Linked DNA regions of Homo sapiens: all the other regions are linked to region 2. A link is a contact called in ENCODE Hi-C or POLR2A ChIA-PET data. All regions are on one chromosome and are shown on one strand. The core of a region is the stretch at or near the end of the contact, and the rest is flanking DNA. Distances in the headings are between cores, read along the strand shown.

Evidence for each region. A loop is a pair of places that touch in the nucleus more often than their neighbours do. ChIA-PET counts read pairs that join two places held with the same protein, here RNA polymerase II (POLR2A). Pooled maps may share reads with other maps.
Region 1: a pooled map shows a loop between it and region 2 (2.3-fold over the local background). The contact joins two enhancer-like sites. A Hi-C loop is called at or near these places in 11 of 168 maps with a recorded cell type or tissue (B cell, GM12878, Right ventricle myocardium superior and 6 more), 17 of 37 single-sample maps with no recorded cell type and 21 of 50 pooled maps. POLR2A ChIA-PET finds 5 or more read pairs at or near these places in 26 of 52 experiments (A549, AG04449, AG04450 and 18 more).
Region 3: a loop to region 2 is called in a pooled map, with 3 times the contacts of the local background. The contact joins the promoter of RNF216 here to the enhancer-like site in region 2. A Hi-C loop is called at or near these places in 3 of 168 maps with a recorded cell type or tissue (heart right ventricle and naive thymus-derived CD4-positive, alpha-beta T cell), 4 of 37 single-sample maps with no recorded cell type and 14 of 50 pooled maps. POLR2A ChIA-PET finds 5 or more read pairs at or near these places in 9 of 52 experiments (CD4-positive, alpha-beta memory T cell, HCT116, T-cell and 5 more).

What each region holds. Positions count from the first base shown.
Region 1 is chr7:5,698,784-5,701,512 of GRCh38, forward strand. The region is part of intron 13 of RNF216 (ring finger protein 216); the gene reads right to left. Among named protein-coding and RNA genes, the nearest start is that of MIR6874, 12 kb to the right of the region's middle. RefSeq lists an enhancer at 2,424-2,703. Within about 2 kb of position 1,333, at least 15 of the 41 ENCODE cell types and tissues checked have a DNase peak (open chromatin) inside an H3K27ac peak, as active enhancers do; they include B cell and GM12878, where a contact is called at or near this core.
Region 2 is chr7:5,540,397-5,543,241 of GRCh38, forward strand. No RefSeq gene overlaps it. Among named protein-coding and RNA genes, the nearest start is that of ACTB, 11 kb to the left of the region's middle. RefSeq lists enhancers at 1,378-1,427, 1,518-1,567. Within about 2 kb of position 1,280, at least 4 of the 41 ENCODE cell types and tissues checked have a DNase peak (open chromatin) inside an H3K27ac peak, as active enhancers do; they include B cell and GM12878, where a contact is called at or near this core.
Region 3 is chr7:5,780,380-5,783,403 of GRCh38, forward strand. It overlaps RNF216 (ring finger protein 216), which reads right to left and starts at 1,284. Exons shown (of 17, transcript NM_207111.4): 1 at 1,162-1,284. RefSeq lists a silencer at 693-1,082.

The sequences.
Region 1 (2,729 bases), core at 83-2,582, 160 kb after region 2:
AGAGAAACTACACAGGAAACCTTCCCTCCTCTAGGATGAAGAGCTCTTTAACCTTCTCACAAAAAGCTGTTAACATTTTCCTGTTATGTTGCACATTTTCTCATCTCTTAAAAAACTGAACAAGCCACAAAACAGGACATTCGAATAAGGGTCTTTCCAGTCCCCAAGAGTGAACTGGAAAGCAGCAAAGCAAACCAAAACAATGAGAGCACAGATAAAGCTAACACTGAAGACAGCTAGAGTTTTTGACTTGTTTTTTTTAAAACTAACTTTTTATTGTAGAAAATTTTAAACATATACAAAAGCAGAGGATGTAATGAACCCTATGCACCCATTATCGTGTTTAATAATGATCGACTCATAACCAATCTGAGCTTATCTATACCCTACCTGTTCACTCATCCCTCCTCCTTCAGTATAATTTTGAAGCAAATCCCAGATTACAAATCTTTTCATTTATAAATATTTCAGTTTGTATCTGCAAAAGATAAAGACTCTTGAAACTAATGCAGCATATCAAAATTACACCTAAAAACACAAATAACAATGAGAAACCCTGGATTTGACTCCTGATGCTGTCACTTACTAGCTGTGTGACTTTGAGCAGATAAGGAGTAAAAAGCCCCTAAAACCCAGGAAGAGTTTTATTAGCAAATACCTAGACCTCAGCCTGTTTTAACTATGATGCCAAACTCCCTGCTCAAGCTATTCTTCCCATACTGGCCCTGATGATCTGACAGAATTGAACACTAGCTTTTTGTTGTGTTCTTCACCCACTACCTCAGCAGATTGGATTTCGTTTCTCATCACGGCTCTGCATTACCAAGGATATTCACAGTCCATCTTCCCAGGGGAATTGTACAGAAACAGAGCACGAACTGTTATTTAGTTTCAGAAGAGATGGCAGGGACTGCTGCCTTAGCCTGTTACACTGGACATGAAGGGCAGCAGGCTTTCTGGGGCTGGGTGGTTGATTCCACTTGCAGTGATGTACTGGCCACAGATACAGACGCACATTTTCTAACTGTGGTCTGTGGGAAGGCCATGTGGCCTCTGGGAACTGGAGATGTGACAGAGACCCTCTGTATTCTTTATCTTTGTCTCAAAGTCAGGGAAGACACTGAGGAATAAAAGGCCTTTTACGTTCTCAGCTACCACATTGCAACTGGAATCTGACCTTGAATTCAAGGATAAACACAAGAAATTCCACCCAACAGCAGCTTCAGCTTAGGCTTTGCTCTCATCTTGCTCGATGCCCTAAACACTCCTCTTTGCTACTGTTCCCCTTCTCCACATTCCCCGCCCTGACACAGACACCCACGGGGACAGGGGGTGTTTTCATGCTTGCGGTATTACCATAGCAACAATTTCTCTTCTACCTGGAAGGCTGGAAACCCTGCAGTGCTCTGTGCTGAGAATGCAAAGAGGGAACACTATCACTTTCCACCTCAGCACACACCACAAGCCGCACACGTGCACTCACACACAGCCCCTTCTCAAGGACATCACAATGAGATCATGACAACAAATCAGGATGCTGACACCTAACAACACAAAATCAGTGCAATGACAAAAAGGAGGTAAAACATTTCTTATAAAAAGGTATTTTGTAGGTATCAATTCTTGAGGGATTTTTATTGTGAAATTTCTAACATGCATCTCTCCCTTGATGAGGCCACAGACACAGAAAAATGTCATTAAATTATTTTAGTAAAATATACAAAGGAACTTAATAGGTGGTGTGTGGTTTCTAGAAAGAGGGCCACTCCAAGCTTCTGATCCCCACAGGCTGTGACAAGCCTGAGAAGCAATAGCTAACTAGTACACAAAACCACAAAAAGAGCCACTAAATTTTAATTAAGTACCCATAGAAACTCGTTAAAAATCCACAGAGAATCTTTTTCTGTGAGTACTACAGACAGTGTGTTTTAGTAGAGACCAAAAATAACAACAACAAAGAGACAAGTAGGTGTGTCCTTCCACAAGGACAGTCCAAGGTGAGCAGCCCTGGCATCCAAGCCTGCCCGCTGCCATGGGTGGGCAGGATGACCAGTGCCCTCCCAGTAGGACAAAAACTCATGCCCAATGCACCAAGAAGACAAACCCTGGATTTCCATCTCTCCACTGCAACTAATTTGGAGTTCTCTAGTATAGCGTATCGCCGTCTTTGTTTCTAGGCCCCTCCTGTACTCATTTCTTCTGAATGTCATCCCTGAGATTCTAAACCTTCTGAGTAGGAGTAAGAAATCAACATGAAACCTGAGAGAAGGAGCACAGCAGTGCTGTGGACAGAGAGTGCAGACCCTGAGAGTGGGAGCACACACACGACAGCCTCCCCCAGCACGTGGCTCTCCCCAGGTTGCACAGGGCCCTTCTCTGAACTTGAATAACGTGGACTAAAGGAGAGCTGTCATTTCTTATAGAATGTATCAGTTAGCAAAAAAATCAGGTTGAAAAATCTACCCCTTTACATGGCAGAACACTGGGGAGCTGGTAGAAATGAGTTGAGTGGTGAGTGATGAGTCATCTTCTGTTCCCTGATGGGATTTTCCACCTGCCCACTTTAGGGGAACTCCATGCTCTTGTGGCAGCAGGTTCACAAAACTGGAGGCAGTTCCCCCTTTCTAGGATCTCCGTTCATCTCCTGAGGCCGCACATCTGCACACACCATCCTCACTGGGCAGCTATTACTTCGTGACACAAAGTGCCAGGCACTGCACTTGACACTT
Region 2 (2,845 bases), core at 30-2,529:
AGGCTAAGGTGGGAGAATTGCTTGGACCCAGGAGGCAGAGGTTGCAGTGAGCCGACATAGCGCCATTGCACTCCAGCCTGGGCAACAAGAGCAAAACTCCATCTCAAAAAAAAAAAGAAAAGAAAAGAAAAAAAGGGATGATTGCCTGAGCCCAGCAGTTTGAGGCTGCAGTGAGCCATGATCGTACCTCTGCACATCAGCCTGGGAGACAAAGCGAGACCCTTTCTCTAAAAAATAAGTTTTAAAATAAATAAAATAGTCTGGGGCACTGGCTCCTACCTGTAATCCCAGCACTTTGGGAGGCCATGGTGGGTGGATCACTTGTGGTCACGAGTTCAAGACCAGCCTGGACAACATGTTGAAACTCCATCTCTACTAAAAAAATACAAAAATTACCCAGGTATGGTGGCAGGTGCCTGTAATCCCAGCTACTCGGGAGGCTGAGGCAGGAGAATCGCTTGAACCCAGGAGGTGGAGGTTGCAGTGAGCTGAGATCACACCACTGCACTCCAGCCTAGGCAACAGAGCAAGACTCCACCACACACACACACACACACTTTTTTATTTAAAAATTTAAAAAAATGTCCCTTGGAGGTGGGGCAGTGGCGGTATGGGTGAGGCCCCCTTGGAGGGGTGGAGAAGGAGAGAAAAGGGAGGTGTTGGGAGGTGCAGGCGGACGGGGCAGCTGCTGACTGAGGAGGCCACTGGCTCACCTGCCTTGGGGCTCAGCCTGTCCTCCTGGCCACCCCCAGTCCAGAGAGGAGAAGGGAAGACAGAGGCCCCAAGGGCCTACTGTGTGCTGGGCGCGTGTCAGGGTGGTGCCCACGTCACCTCATCAAAAGCACCCCACACCCCTGTCGGCCAAGTGGGACTCTCCCATTTCTCAGATGAGTAAACCGAGGCCAGGGAAAGTGAGAGACTTGGCCCTATAGTTAACACGGTTTGGCTATTACCAGGATGTTCTGGAACATGATTATCCAGGTCCTGGCCCAGGGCCACCATTCATGGCGAGCTTCCAAGGGCCCACCAAGTCCTTCAGCCTCTATGTGGTTGTTGTTCTCAGCCCCATGTTTCAGATGGGTAAACTGAGGTTTGGAGTGGCCAGTGGGAAGAGGCAGAGCCAGGCTCGGTGGCTGCAGTTGGCCTCGCTGCCCTGCCGTGGGGCGCATTCAGGGTTCACTTGGTGCTCCTGAGCTGGCGTGGGCTCCTGCAGTCCCGGGGCCTGCCTGCCCAAGGGGAAATCCGATCACAGCCACCGCGCAGCATCACCAGGCCCTCCTCAGCCAGAAATCTCTGCCACTGCTGGGCTTGCCAGGAACCTGAGCCGGCCCGTGGGGGACAGGCCCAGCTGTCTGGGCTTCCTGAGGTGTCTCCCATACGCTGCCCCGTGCCAGGTGCTGGGGACAGGAGGGGACCTCCCTGGCATGCACTGTCCACTGGGGACAGGGGCACAGAGCTGGCCAGCCCTGATCCCATGAGACTGGTCCTGTGCAAACCCAGGGAAAGCCCCAGACCCAGCCTCAGTGCAGGGAGAGTCCCAGAGGCCTCCTGGTCTTCGATTTTGCCGGCTCAGGCAAGAAGGGGTTTGGGGTTTCTCTTGGGACTTCGGCTTCTGCTGGGGACAAGGCACAGGCAGGGCTCCCTGACCTCCCTGAGGAAGCCCCGCCGCTCCGTTTCCCAGGTCTCTAGGGGGTAATTTTTTTTTTTAGACGGAGTCTCGCTCTGTCACCCAGGCTGGAGTGCAGTGGCGCGATCTAGGCTCACTGTAAGCTCCGCCTCCCGGGTTCACGCCATTCTCCTGCCTCAGCCTTCCGAGTAGCCTATAGGTGCCCGCCACCACGCCCGGCTAACTTTTTTTTGTATTTTTAGTAGAGATGGGGTTTCACCATGTTAACCAGGATGGTCTCGATCTCCTGACCTCGTGATCTGCCCGCCTCGGCCTCCCAAAGTGCTGGGATTACAGGCTTGAGCCACTGCGCCCGGCCTCTAGGCGGTAATTTTTGCTACTTAAGTCACCTTGTCTGGCACGGTGGCTCATGCCTGTAATCCTAGCACTTTGGAAGGCCTAGGCGGGCAGTTCACATAAGGCCAGAAGTTCAAGACCAGCCTGGCCAACATGGCGAAATCCCATCTCTACTAAAAATATAAAAATTAGCAGGGTGTGGTGGCACATGTCTATAATCCCAACTACTCAGGAGGCTGAGGCATGAGAATTGCTTGAAATGGGGAGGTGGAGGTTGCAGTGAGCTGAGATCACACCACTGCACTCCAGCCTGGGCAACAGTAGAGACACCGTCTCAAATAATAATAATAATAATGTCACGTGGGCTCTCCGATAGCCAAGGGCCATCAAGGCCAGAGATGACCAAGGCCCAATGTTGGGACCTCCATACCTTTGTCCCTGGGGCCACCTGGGCTGCACAGACATGTAGCATTGGGGGTGACAGTGGAGAAAGGCACACAGATGTCCCTGAGGCTGTGACCCGGGACATGTAAGGCTGGAGGGCTGGTCCAGGCTCAGGTGGGACTTAGCAGTGAGCCAGCTGTGCACAGGCCAGGGTGCTAAGCGTTGGGCCCTCTTAGCTCAGCAAAGCCGGAATGAAGCCGGGCGCGGTGGCTCACATCTGTAATCCCAGCACTTTGGGAGGCCGAGGCAGGCAGATCACCCGAGATTGGGAGTTCAAGACCAGCCTGACCAACATGGAGAAACCTCGTCTCTACTAAAAATACAAAAAAATTAGCCGGGCTTGGTGGCACATGCCTGTAATCCCAGCTATTCCAGAGGCTGAGGCAGAAGAATTGCTTGAACCTGGGAGGCGGAGGTTTCGGTGAGCCAAGATTGCAC
Region 3 (3,024 bases), core at 34-2,533, 240 kb after region 2:
GGCGCTTCTTACTGAAGGGCCCGAGGGTCCCGGAGAACATATCTGAAACGTCTTTTGAAAAGACTGTAGCACTTTGGGAGGCCGAGGCGGAGGGATCACCTGAGGTCAGACGTTAGAGACCAGCCTGGCCAACACGGAGAAATCCCGTCTCTACTAAAAATACAAAAATTAGCTGGACGTGGTGGCAAATGCCTGTAATCCCAGCTGAGGCAATCCCTGTGAGGCTGAGGCAGGAAAATCGCTTGAATCCGGGAGGCAGAGCTTGCAGTGAGCCGGGATCGCGCCACTGCACTCCAGCCTGGGCAACAGAGCAAGACTCCGTCTCAAAGAAAAGGAGAAAAAAAAAAAAGTAAAAGAAAAAAGAACGTTCTCTTTGCACGATCTAAGTACCTAGGACAGCTGCTACCCAGGCCCTTAGGGATTTACAGAGCCCTGTCGGATTTGTCAGAAATTTCTGTAACCCGCACGCCGCGCACGCTCCAGGGTTGGTTGCAAGTGGCCCAGAGTCTTGGATCCCTGGTCCTGTTCCACCGGGAGCAGAACCACCTCGACGCGGGGACAGCGGCCTCGCTCGCTGCCCAGCGCCCGGACACCCGAGCCGGGCCAGCCCCCAGCGCCCCGCAGAAGGGTTTGACGCACTTGCGGCGCCCTCGCGAGTGCCGGGTGACAGTCGCCAACTTTCGCGGAACACGCGCTCCAGATGTGAGGGAAGAGGAGGAAAAACGCCGCCCGCCTGGGCTGGGGTTCACAGGCACGGCCCGCCTCCCGCCGCTCCTCCAGGCCGCGCTCGGGTGCACGGACACCGCCTCCGCGGCGGCCTCGGGCCCGGGGGAGGGAAGCGCGGTCTCCCGGGCTGTTGCCCTCGCGCAGCAGACCCGAGGGGCCGGCCCGCGAAACTTCGCGAAGTGGCGAGAGGGGGCCACCCGGCCGCTCAGCGCCTTTGTCGCTCCAGCCTCGCCACCGCACCGGGCTCGAGACGCCCAGCCCAGCCCCTTGGCCCGATCCCGCCCGGGCCTCGGCCCGCGCCCCTCAGCTCGGCGGCCCTCACGGCCCGCGCCCCCGCCCCCACCCCCGGAGCTCCACAGAGGCGCCCCTCAGAGAGGCCGCGTCGCCTCACAGACCCGCCCAGGAGCTCGAGCGCGCCCCGCAGCCGACACTCACTCGTCACTCAAGTCGCCGGCTAGCCAGGCAGGTTCGGCGGCCTTCGCTACCGCGCCGCTTACTCCTCAGAAGCCGCAGCTGCGAGCTCCGTGGCAGCCGCTGCACTCCTTCCGGCCCTGCCGCGGCGTCACCTCGCGCCTGCGCACAGCGCCCCCTCCCGACTAAGGACAGGAAGAACCATAGAGGCACTCCGGGTACTGCGGAGGAGGGACCGGGGGGCTCACCATAGAGAGGGCCGCCTAGTCGCGCCTGCATCCGGGCTCTCCGCCTGCGGAGACTTGACTCCCCCACGAGGCAGGAGGGTGAAAGGAAAGGAGACCCCCATATCCGACCCCACAAGGAGCCACCATCTCCCCAGAGCTGAAAAGGGTATGGGGCAGGTGGTTGTGGATGTTTACTCGATATCTACTGATTTGCCCTAATTCGTTTGGCAAGTCATTCATTCATTCTGCAAATATATTCTGCGGATTTCCTGTGGGCCACACACTGTTCTAGGAATTGGGGAAATTAAGAGTAAAGTGGGTCCCATGGCTGGGCACAGTGGCTCACGCCTGTAATCCCAGCACTTTGGGAGGCCAAGGCGGGTGGATCACTTGAGGTCAGACGTTGGAGACCAGCCTGGCCAACATGGTGAAACCCGTCTCTACCAAAAATAAAAAAATTAGCCAGGCATGGTGGCGGATGCCTGTAATCCCAGCTACTCAGGAGGCTGAGGCGGGAAAATCACTTGAACCTGGGAGGCGGAGGTTGTAGTGAGCCAACATGGCGCCCCTGCACTCCAGCCTGGGCAACAGAGCAACCCTCCATCTCGAAAAAAAAAAAAAGTAAAATGTGTTCCTGGCCTCAGGAAGTTTAGGTTTTAGTGAGCAAGTGAATAACTGACTAAAATACTGCTCCTGCTGGGCACAGTGGCTCATGTCCATAATCCCCGCGCTTTGGAAGGCCAAGGCAGGAGGATCGCTTGAGGCCAGGAGTTCAAGACCAGCCTTAGCAAAATAGCAAGACCCCAACTCTTAAAATAATTGCTGGCCAGGCGTGGTGGTTCACGCCTGTAATCCCAGCACATTGGGAGGCCGAGGCAGGCAGATCACTTGAGGTCAGGAGTTCGAGACCAGCCTGGCCACCATGGTGAAACCCCGTCTCTACTAAAAATACAAAAATTAGCTGGGCATGGTGGTGCGTGCCTGTAATCCGAGCTACTCGGGAGGCCGAGGCACAAGAATTGCTTGAACCGAGGAGGGGGAGGTTGTAGTGCAGTGATTATGCCACTGCACTTCAGCCTGGGTAACAGAGTGAGACTGTGTCTCAAAAAAAAAAAAATTGCCAAGTACACCTTCAAGTAGAGATATCAAGTCAGTAATTAGATAAATGAGTCTGGGCTGGGCATAGTGGCTTATACCTGGAATCCGAACATTTTGGGAAATGGAGGTGGGAGGATGGCTTGAAGCCAGGAGTTTGAGACGATCCTGGGCAATAGAGTAAGACCCCATCTTTACAAAAATAAAAATTAGCCGGGCATGGTGGTGCGCACCTATAGTCCCAGCTACTCAGGAGACTGAGGTGGGAGGATTTTTTTGTTTTGTTTTGTTTTGTTTGTTTTGTTTTTTTGGACAGAATCTCACTCTGTCAGCCAGGCTGGAGTGCGGTGGCACGATCTTGGCTCACTGCAACCTCCACCTTCTGGGCTCAAGCGATTCTCCTGCCTCAGCCTCCTGAGTAGCTGGGATTACAAGCATGTGCCACCACGCCCGGCTAATTTTCGTATTTTCAGTAGAGACAGGGTTTCACCATGTTGGCCAGGCTGGTCTTGAACTCCTGACCTCAGGTAATCTACCCACCTCGGCCTACCAAAGTGCTGGAATT